Regions from separate parts of the Homo sapiens genome. Here region 2 is linked to region 1. A link is a loop called in an ENCODE intact Hi-C map of the cell type or tissue named here. Cell type or tissue: OCI-LY7. All regions are shown on one strand. Each heading gives the region's core, and the rest is flanking DNA. Links, peaks and the distances in the headings are about the cores only.

Region 1 (5,371 bases), core at 138-5,137:
GTGTTTAGTAAATGTTTTTTATTACTACTGTGAATTGTCCTTTGCCTCTTATGCCATAGCATCCTGGCAATGGGGAGGGGTTTGAGGGTGGGATGGTGAAGAGATTCTGGGATTCCATTTTATTGGAGCATTTTTTTCCCCTTGCTTCTCATAAGGTGTCTGTCGGGGAGAGATCTGTGTCACTTATTGCAGTTTGTTGCATGCTGGAATGCTGCAGATTCTGGAATGCCATCTGTATCAGTTGTCTGGAATTTGGTTTCACATAAGGTTCTTGTCTTCTGTTTAACTGGTTTGCTGGGACTTCTGAAGTCCTGATGATCATACTGGGAAGGCAGACTCAGGGGTGGCGATGCTGGCTGTGGCCCTCATCTGCTGGGCCATGGTGGTTATTGTGTTGCTTCTTTTGCTGTGTCCTAGAACAGGGGCTTTACTGAGCCACCCATGTCCTCTGAGAGCTTTGCAACTTACAAGGACTGTTCTCTTCCTTCAGGGGCTGGGATGACTTGCTGATTTAAGCCCCTTTGTTGAGATACAGAGGTATTGTCATAATGACTGGGACTTGTGTTGCTCATCTTTGAGGAAGATTTGTTTAGGCTTGCTGTTATCCACCATATCTTTTATTTAGAGTAGTTTGCTGGCTAACTCACTGGGTCCTTTGGCCTACTGCAGATTCAGTTGCTACAACTCCGTCAGTGATTCCGTGTAGGGAGAAGTAATGGGTTGTCATTTTTGGAGTCAGGGTTGGGGGCCTGGGGTTTGAGAATCAGGTCAGAATTCATGGGTTGAGGTTTAGGGATTTGAGGTTGGGATTAGGAGGTTAGAAGATAAGCATCAAGGGCTCAGGATCTAGAGACCAGGTCTAGGATTAAAGGATTATAAATTTAGGGACTAGGGCTTGGGTTAGGATTGGAACTGAGTAGCAGAGGAGTTAAGATTAGAATAGGGGGTGGTGGTCAAGGGTCTAAACAAAAAGAGAAGAGATGCAAGGGTCTGCGGAGAGACTGGAAAAACTTTCCTCGTAAGTTCCCAAAGGTGACTGGGTATCAGGAAACTATTGGGAAGTGGCTTCTTATTGCTGCAGGGACAGAAGCCATGAGTTGGGGATAAACCTTCCAAGAGGGCAACACCTGTGTAGGCAGACACCGAAGTCAGTTAAATGTGCAAGTAAGTCTTTACATTGATGACAGTTATCGTTTATTTTCATTCTTCTCATTCTCAGTGATTTCCCTCAAAAAAAAAAAAAAAAACCCAAGAAACCAAAACACTTTTTTTTTTTTTAACCATCTTTATTCAACCTGTCACCAAGTTTCTGGTCACCTGCCACAGCTGACCCCCGATCCATTCTCCCTGTCCCCATCCTCTCCATACATCACAGTACACACCAGGAATACCCCCAGTTCTCATCTCCTCACCCTGGGCTGCGTCAATAGACTCCAGAGTAACCCAAACCACACCCTGCTGCCCAGATTCCTAATGACACGTGAAAGGCCGTTATGACTTGCTTTCCTCATGCCCTATGCACACCTGGGCTCCAGCCAAGGATCCTCCTTCATCAACCCCCATATTAGCTACGATCCTTCATGCTAATGTATCGCTCAGAGCTCAAAAGACTTTGAAGGGCCTGTGCCTTCGCTATCGAGCGCTTAAGTTCTTTGCCCTCCGCGTACTTTTGACAAATACTGGGCATCAACCATGTTCCAGGAACTACCCTGGGCAAAGAAAATAACTGGGCAAGGTTTCCATCGGTGTCTCTGCTGGCGGGCATCGCCCCCGCCGGGCCGCCACCCTGAACGAGCCCGTCCGGTCCTCTGGGTTCCGCCACCCTGCGTAGCGCTGCGCCAGCACCCGGCCCAGCACTCCCTCCCGCCGAGGGCGCCCAGGCCGGCTTCCGAGGGCGCCCAGGCCGGCTTCCGAGGGGCGGTTCCCACAAGCGAGTTCCGGCGCCCAGAACGGCTTCATCCTCTCGTCCCGTCCGCGGCAAATGCATGCGCCTGGAAAACCCGCCACCCTCCAGGGCAACTCACACCTCACCTCACGCCGCGGCGCAACCGGACTAGGACCCCGAGCAGGGCTGCCCAGGGAGCGCCTGAAGGACCCTGCGAGGGCCGCAGGCTATCCAGCGTGGCGCCTGGTGGCCGGGCCCTGTGCCGGAGGACAAGGTGAACCCGCAGCCGGACTTCTGCTGCACTGGGGCTCCGAATGACCCAGAATCTGGGGTGGGCTTAGGCCCCGGGTACGAGGGGTGAGGGCTGCGCGGTTGCAGGCCTAGAGAAGTAGGGGGCTGGGTCGAGAGTTGAGGCCGTGAGCCCGGGGGGCTGGAGGGCGTGGCCACGGGGGTAGGGGCGCAGGTCCCGGCCGCGCGTGGGTGGACCAGGGCTGGGCCGCCGCCCTCCAGGAAGCGAGTGGTGGCCCCCTCGAGTGCTGGGGTGGCAGTGTACCGACAGCTTTACTTTTTTTTTGTTTTGGAGACGGAGTCTGGTTCTGTCGCCAGGCTGGAGTGCAGTGGCGCGATCTCGGCTCACTGCAGCCTCCGCCTCCAGAGTTCAAGTAATGCTCCTGCCTCAGCCTCCCTAGTAGCTGTGACTGTAGGCGCGCGCCGTTATGCCTGGCTAATTTTTTTGTATTTTTAGTAGAGACGGGCTTTCACCATGTTGGCCAGGATGGTCTTGATCTCCTGACTTCGTGATCCGCCCGCCTCGGTCTTTCAAAGTGCTGGGATTACAGGCGTGAGACACCGCGCCCTGCCTAAAATTTTTAATTCTCATGGAGTCACCTTTAAGTCTAACAGGATTCTCGACTTGTCAGTTTGTTGTAAACCAAGAGTCAAGACAGCCACAACTTAGCTGCGTTAGTAAAGGAACCATGTCCTCCCTACAGGCCGCGTGTTCTTGCCACGAGAACCCCTAGCAGCCTGGCCTTGGAATGGCTGGATGAGGTGCATTCGTTGGTTCATTCAGATACTGTTAAGAGCCAGCTGTGTGCTAGGTACTGCTTACACCTTCTGGTGGTGAAGACGGAACTGAAGGGAACTTGCAAGGAGCTGTGAGAAAGTGTAACGGGAAGTGAGCTAAGATCACTAAGGTGGGCAGGAGGCAACCAGAGAAAGCACATTCAGGACTGCGAAAACTACTCACACAAAGGCTGTCAAGCCAGAAATTCTTTCAAAACTGAAAGGCCCATGAGGTTGGAGCTAGAGAAACTTAAGGAGTGTGGGGTTCCAGATGAGGCTAGAGAGGTACGTGGGGAACCACAAGATCATGCAGAGCCTGGGAGGCCGTGATAAGGATTTTGGTTTTTATTCTAAGAACAGGGTGCCCTTTAAAGGGTTAAGGAGGGGAACCATATGATTAGATTTTCATGTGTGGTTCACTTTGGCTGCTGTGTGGAGATTGTAGAGGTTGGCAGGACAGAAACTGGGAGACCAAAGAGGAGGCTGTCAAGATGTCCAGAGGGGAATGATGATGTCTTAGAGTTATGGTGGTAGCAGTTGAGGATGGGAGAATGGTATGGGTTTTGAGATATATTAGGTAGGGAAAATTGCCAGAAGTTGGTGATCGTGTGGATATGAAGAGTGAGGGAGGGGAGGTGTCATGGATGTCTCTGTAGACAGTTGCTGAAAATGACGTGTTACCACCTGTGGCATTAGGGAGAGTGGGTTAGCTGATCTTGTACTGGTTAGATTGGGTGTGGCTTTATGGTTTGAGTGGAAAATCAGGTTGAAAGCTGTAGAAAGGACATGAATAGGAGCGACCATGGCAGTTTCTTTGCTTGGGCCAGATTCTAATACCACCTTTAACATGATTGACAGTTTTTAGGATAAGATAAATGAGAATGTTGTCTAGACTCTGTCCCTGCCTATGTTAATGGAAGCCTTCTCTGTATTTGTCGACAAATGATTTTATATATATACACACATATATATTATATATATATACACACACACACATACACACATATGTAGTAGAGTCAGGGTCTTGCTTTGTTGCCCAGGTCAAACTCCTGGCCTCAAGTACTGATATTACAGGTGTGAGCCACTACACATGGCCAAATGAGAGATAATATTGAGATAAGATTTTGAGACAAAGTCTTTACTCCTGCAGAGGTGATAAATTTCTCACGTATAACTCGGATTTCACAATTGGAAAAGACCTCAAAATTCCCTTAGTCCAGTTTATAAAATGCTTTTATGTCCATTATATCATTTCTACAATATTGAGCTCTTACACCATGCTAGACATTAGGAATACAAAGATGAATAGAAATAAGACTATATAGGTTTATTTAGTAAATAAAATTGATCAAGCACCTTTGTGTCAGGCACTGTTTCAGATGCAAAATGGTTATGACTTGTTCCTGATGTTGGAGTTGTGTGTTGACCTCAGTGTTACCACTGAGGACAGCTGAGTGTATTAACAGGTTTGATTTGGGCACAGGAGATCCTGATCTCTCCATAATATTAGAATAGAGATGGTGTTTATCCAGCAGACTTTTTGGTATCCTGGTAGCACCTCAGTTGCTGTCCATCAATCTTCCAATTCTAGATTTGATAGGAGAGCACTATGGGATGGAAGATTTTAAGAGATGAATTCATCATTATGAATAGGCCTTGTGGATAGGCTGTTTAGGAGTATAAATTGTAAATCCTCTGTAAAATACAAAAGGAAGTTAGGAAGGGATATTGGCAGAGACAGGTAGTATTTAAACTTGAGTTTCTTTTAATGGGTAATTCCCTCATAGGCTTACAGTTGCACTAGATTGTATACTCCACGGGGGAACTTGAATGCTCCCTCTACAACTCCCCTCCCTTGATCCCATGAGCCCAAATGGGCAATTAAAATAATGTATATGGCCTTAAGATGAAACTGTCAGGTTCTTTATGAGTGTCAGGAGTGAGAGCACTCGTTGGCTTGCAAGGCTGCGTGGCTCCAATGTAGGGAAGGCTGGGAGTGCCGTCCTGAAGGGTTCCTAATACAGCTCTCTAATGGCAGGAGTGAGATGGCCTCAATCTTGCGAAGCCCTCAGGCTCTCCAGCTCACTCTAGCCCTGATCAAGCCTGACGCAGTCGCCCATCCACTGATTCTGGAGGTAAGAATGAATCCTAAGTCTCTACCGCATGCCCTGGGAATTGCTACTGCTTCAGGTGCCATTGGGCCATTTATGGTGACTGACAACACAGACTTGTGCTGGATGCTGTGGAGGCAAAGCTAGAAGCCATGAACTCTGACCTAAGGAGACTAAGAATCCATTGGAGACTTGAGGCAGACCTAAAATGTAAGAAAGGACCCAAAGCAATAATAGAACCGAATATCAAGACAATGTGTATTTGTTAGTTTCTATTGCTACATAACACATTACTCCAGACTTGAGAGCT
Region 2 (5,371 bases), core at 202-5,201, 520 kb after region 1:
AAAGGCAAAAAGAATAACTTCGCAGTAGAGAAACCTGGATGATACTCTGTCATCAATGTAACAGGAGAAATGAAATTATGCACCACCTGATAGAATGCAATGCAAAGAACACAAAGATACAAACATCAGACAAACTTAAATTGAGGGTCATTCTACAAAATAAATGCCTTGTAATCTTCATAGGTATCAATGTTGTTAAGGTTTAAGGACTAAGGAACTGTTCCATATTGAAGGAGATGAAACTTTATTAAATGCAAAGTGTGATTTTGAACTGGAAACTTTTGCTATAAAGGACTTCATGGTGCAATAGGAAAAACCTGAATGGGGTCTGGGGATGGCATCAGTGTTAATTTCCTGGTATAAATGATTGTATTGTGATTATGTAAGAGAATATATAGACTATACTTGTCTGTAGAAAATACACATTAAACTTTTTGATAGTGATGGGTATTATGTCAGCAACTTACTCTTAGATGATTCAGGAAAAGTTCTTTGTATTATATTTGCAACTTTTCTGTTAAATCTGAGAAAGTTTCAAATTAAAAACTTTTTTTTTCAGACGAGTTTGGCTCTGTCGCCTAGGCTGGAGTGCAGTGGCGTGATCTCAGCTCACTGCGATCTCCACCTCCTCCTGGGTTCAAGCAATTCTCCTGCCTCAGCCTCCCGAGTAGCTGGGATTACAGGCATGCACCACCACACCTGGCCAATTTTTGTAGTTTTAGTAGAGACGGGGTTTCACCATGTTGGCCAGGGTGGTCTGGAACTCCTGACCTCGTGATCAGTCTGCCTTGGCCTCCCAAAGTGTTGGGATTACAGGCGTGAGCTATCTCGCCTGGCCCTCTTGATCACATTCTATTAACTTTTTTATTTAATATATTTTACTGTCCGTGACACAGCCCTCAGGAGATCCTGAAAACATGTACACACCCTCATTTTTAAAAGATCTCAGAAACTTACCAGCAGTTAGTCACGTTCTCACAAGCAATTAGTTACTTGCTTCTCTGCGATCATATAGCATTATGTTCACAACTCCATTATGGCCAGTCATACTTTTTATGTTTCTGAAACAGGGTTTCGCTCTGTCGCCCAAGCTGAAGTGTAGTGAGTGGCGCGATTATAGCTCACTGCAGCCTCCATCTCCCCAGCTCAAGGGATCCTCCCACCTCAGCCCTCCAAGAGGCTAGGACCACAGGCTTGCAACACAACGCTGGCTGATTTTTGTATTTTTTGTAGAGACGGGGATGGGTGTGGTGGTCTAGAGCTCCTGGGCTCAATTGATCCTCCCGCCTCAGCCTCCCAAAGTGCTCCGCACCCGGCCAATATACCTTGTTAATAATTTAAAAATTTTCGGCTTCTATGTGGGCCATTCATTAACTCATCAAGTATTTACTGTACATCTGTTCCTTGTCTCAGGTGTTCAGGATACACCTGTGAACAAGTTAAGATTAGGTTCTCATGTAATTTATGTGGAAGGTAAATGAGAAACTAGAAACGCCGGGTCGTGGTGAGCGCTATGCAGAAAGTGTATGGGTGTGAACAGTTGTTCAAGATTGTTAAGATCTGACAACTACTTTCTGAAGTCCTTTGAAGCAGTGAATCTGAACGCGTCTCGTAAGTGCAAATCAGAAGGGAAGACCTGCTGAGGTCTCGAAAGAGCCAGTGCAAGGGCCCCTGGGGCAGGAATGAGCCGCTGTGGCTGGACCCCTGAGGGAGTGGAAGGTCTGTGAAGCCGAAAAGCCTAGGCGTGGGAGTCCCAGATGGCTGTTCACAAATGCCGCCGGGCCGCTGGGGGTGGAGGGCCTGAGGGAAAGCGGGGCCCGGCGCAGTCCCAGTCCGGGTGCAGGGCCCTCGGCCAGCACTCGATACCCTAGACAGGCTTTCCCTTGGGCATTTCTCGCACCAGGCCTTTTCCCTCCAGCGGAGGCGGGCTATGACACATAACCCACCTGCGGTTGTTGACCGCATAATGATTCGACGTCGGTAGCGAGGGAAGAGCAAGGCTCAAAAACCGGCGCTCACTAGGGCAGAATGCAGCCTACGGAGGATGGCGGAAGAGGCGGCTGAGGCCGCAGGACGTGCTATTCCAAGGCACGGCCGCACGAGTGCTACGCATGCGCGTGCGCTGGCTCGCGTCAGATACAGTGCCAGTTCCCAGATGGGGCGGGGCCGGGCGTCCGCGCCGGAAGAGGGTTGGCTGGGCGGGGCCGGGAAGCGGCAGTGGCGGCTACGCGCGCGGGGGTGCGCGCGGGAACGACCGGGAAACACCGCGAGGGCCGGGGTGGGCCAGGCTGTGGGGACGACGGGCTGCGACGATGGCCGCAGCGGCGGGCGGCGGCGGGCCGGGGACAGCGGTAGGCGCCACGGGCTCGGGGATTGCGGCGGCAGCCGCAGGCCTAGCTGTTTATCGACGGAAGGATGGGGGCCCGGCCACCAAGTTTTGGGAGAGCCCGGAGACGGTGTCCCAGCTGGATTCGGTGCGGGTCTGGCTGGGCAAGCACTACAAGAAGGTGGGTTCGCGCGCCCGTGGGGGCCGGGAGACCACGCGACCGGGGCCGGAGGCGGCAGCTGGCCTCGCGGGCCTCGGGCCGCCCCTCCCCCCCGCACGCCACGAGGGACAACAAAGGCAGGCGCCGGGCCCGCCACGCCCCCGCCGCCCGCTCTGGGCGCCCGCGATCCCGGGGCCTGACTGGGGTTCGGGGCTCTCTCCTCTGAGCCTACGCACCCATGGTGAAAGCCCCTGCTCAGTCTCGTGTGCCAGAGCAGGTCGAGCTCAGCCACTAAGCGAGTGTGACTCTCTCTCTTTTGTCAGCTGCCTTAGGTGTGTGAACAATGATCCCTAAAGACCGAGCAAGCGTGGTAAAAGCAGCTTCAAGTTTTGTTTAGAGCGTATTCAAAGTCTCGAGGGGGTTTGCTACCTGTTGTTGAATTGCTAAACGACTGGGATGATTGTATTCGTTAATTAATAACAGGCAATATGAATTCTAGGATGGATGAGAACTATTAACGACGGTTCTACCTCATCGTGCTTCTGGTTCTGTGTGGCGTGAGAGTTGATGGTCGCTTGTACGTAAAGTGTTCTAAAGGGAGGCCTTCCCCAAGAACCCAGTTTTTATTAGAGCACTTTTCTTGTGTCACCTTTATTTTCTTCGTAGTGTTTACCACATTTTGAAATTATTCATTTACTGATTTCTCCTACCTTTGGAACGGAAGTTCCGCCGAGTCAGTAGTTTTCAAAGTTTTGACTTAATCCTTTGTTTATAACAAATGTTTTTTTTTTTTCCAACTTCCCTTTTGTGTAAATATTCAGGAGGACTCCCTTAAAGGGTGTAATGAAGCAGGTAGCCGAAAAGGCTCCCCAGCCTCTGAAGTTTTCCTATCACCCTCTTTAGTTCTGTACTTTCTCCTATTGAGAATCATAGCACTGAAGCAAGGGCTTTGTTCACTGCAGTGTATCCGGGAACGTGGCTGATACTTATTGCCTTACCCTTAGTGGCTGCTTAGTAAATATTTGTTGAATGAATGAAAACATAAACTAGTTTAGGAACCTATTTTTTTGGCCTCAGCAGCTCAGTGAAGCCTGTCAGTGTTTGGCAGTTATTAGGCATGGGCAGGGATCTTGGGTTCCTTTGGCATTACACGTGGTACATTCAGAAATGACCATTTCTGGCCGGGCGCGGCTTGGAAGGCCGGGCGGGTGGATCACCTGAGGTCAGGAGTTCGAGACTAGCCTGACCAACATGGTGAAACCCCGTCTTTCCAAAAAATACAAAATTAGTCGGGTGTGGCAGCACATGCCTGTAATCCCAGCTACTCGGGAGGCTGAGGCAGGAGAATCTCTTGAACCCAGGAGGCAGAAGCTGCAGTGAGCCGAGATTGCACCATTGCACTCCAGCCTAGGTAATAAAGTAAGACTGTCTCCAAAAAAAAAAAAAAAAAAAAAACAAAAAAAAACCAAAGACCCAGAAATGATCATTTCTTTCTTTCTTGTTTTTGAAGGTCAGCTAGAAAAATTACATTTCTTATCTGAAGTTTGAGGAAGTGAGAGACAGTAATTATATTTTTAGGTGTCTGGACTTTTCCTCCTCTGAAATTACATTTAGACTGTAGATTTTTAGTAATATTGCCCTTTCTTACACAGTGATAAATTGGTCACTTTTTAAATGTAAGTAATAGAGCTTCCAGAAGTGGCTAATGGAATTGAATATGTTATGAAAATATTGGTTAATTCTTCTTTATTACATTCCTTTTAGCCAATGCTTTGGGTCTTAAATTCAGTGAAGCTTTAACAAAGAAAAATAATCTACAGGCATATTCCTTTGAATAATATCAAGGAAGAGAGTAGAAAAAGGCAAATTTCAGTAATTTCTACCTCTCCGCACTGTTCAGTGTGCATCAGTTTGGGATCAACTACAAGAAGCTTTAGACATGGATAATCCTTCGATATTTGTTTGGGTGGGTAGGGAAGTGGCTACAAAGCAGTTTGAGGAATTGCCCAGCAGTATTGAGACCACTAGGCTAATGTTGATTCACTATCCCTGAGACTTTATAGACAAAGTTACCTTTGACTTCTCAGGACTTTGTAAAGCCAGAGTGTATTTCTAGGGTCTACTGAGATTGAGAAACGTATATACCCTAGGCCTGACAGCCAGAATCTTTTCAGTCTCTGGGTGTTAGCGTTGAAGTGGTGAAAATATTATCACAAAGTTCTTTGCTTCTTTTCTACACAGTGCATTTCTATTTGGTGTACGCATTGGTTTTAACTAACCGTTTCTAGTGCATTTAATACTGCATTTTCAGAGCAGACAACAGTTTCAGTCTCAGTAAACATGATTTTGTTAGTGTCATTTTTTATTTATTTTTATTTTACTTTATTTTTTTGAGACAGGGTCTTTCTGTGTTGCCCAGGCTGGAGTACAGTGGCGTGATCATAGCTCACTGCAACCTCAAACTCTTGCATTCAGCTCATGCATTCAGTGAACAACTGAGCATTTACCATGTGCCGGGTACTTAAAGTATAACTCACTTAAAGTCCTCATAGCAGTCCTAAATGATAGATATTATTTACCTTCTTTTTCAAATGGAAGATACCTGAGACTTCATTTAGGAATTTTCTTTTTTTTTTGAGACAGGGTCTTTCTGTGTTGCCCAGGCTGGAGTGCAGTGGTGAGATCATAGCACACTGCAGCCTCAACCTCCTGGGCTCAGGTGATTCTCCCACCTCAGCCTCCTGAGTACCTGGGACTACAGGCACGAACCACCACACCTGGTTAATTTTTTGTATTATCAGTAGAGGCAGGGTTTTGCAGTGTTGCCCAGGCTGGTCTCGAACTCCTGGGCTCTCTGCCTGCCTCAGCCTCCCAAAGTGCAGGGC

Evidence for each region. Peaks named below come from ENCODE experiments on the same cell type or tissue, not always from the same donor. Only the 100,000 strongest peaks of a DNase experiment are listed, where the experiment ranks them.
Region 2: a loop joins it to region 1, with 6 times the contacts of the local background. A loop is called at or near these places in 2 of 110 quality-filtered maps.

The regions. Positions count from the first base shown.
Region 1 is chr3:48,298,141-48,303,511 of GRCh38, reverse strand. NME6 (NME/NM23 nucleoside diphosphate kinase 6) reads left to right here and starts at 2,145. Exons shown (of 6, transcript NM_001308426.2): 1 at 2,145-2,159; 2 at 4,989-5,085. The coding sequence starts at 4,996. RefSeq lists silencers at 1,723-1,942, 2,243-2,442 and an enhancer at 2,033-2,162. In OCI-LY7, for the core only: a CTCF peak has its summit at 3,001 (motif pointing left); DNase peaks (open chromatin) are centred at 1,561, 2,051 and 3,021; H3K4me3 peaks cover 3,097 bases; H3K27ac peaks cover 3,531 bases.
Region 2 is chr3:47,778,739-47,784,109 of GRCh38, reverse strand. It overlaps SMARCC1 (SWI/SNF related BAF chromatin remodeling complex subunit C1), which reads left to right and starts at 2,217. Exons shown (of 28, transcript NM_003074.4): 1 at 2,217-2,507. The coding sequence starts at 2,313. RefSeq lists silencers at 1,474-1,533, 1,644-1,693, 2,104-2,323, 2,504-2,743 and an enhancer at 1,977-2,271. In OCI-LY7, for the core only: no CTCF peak of the experiment used is centred there; DNase peaks (open chromatin) are centred at 1,109, 2,129, 2,719 and 3,439; H3K4me3 peaks cover 4,834 bases; H3K27ac peaks cover 4,327 bases.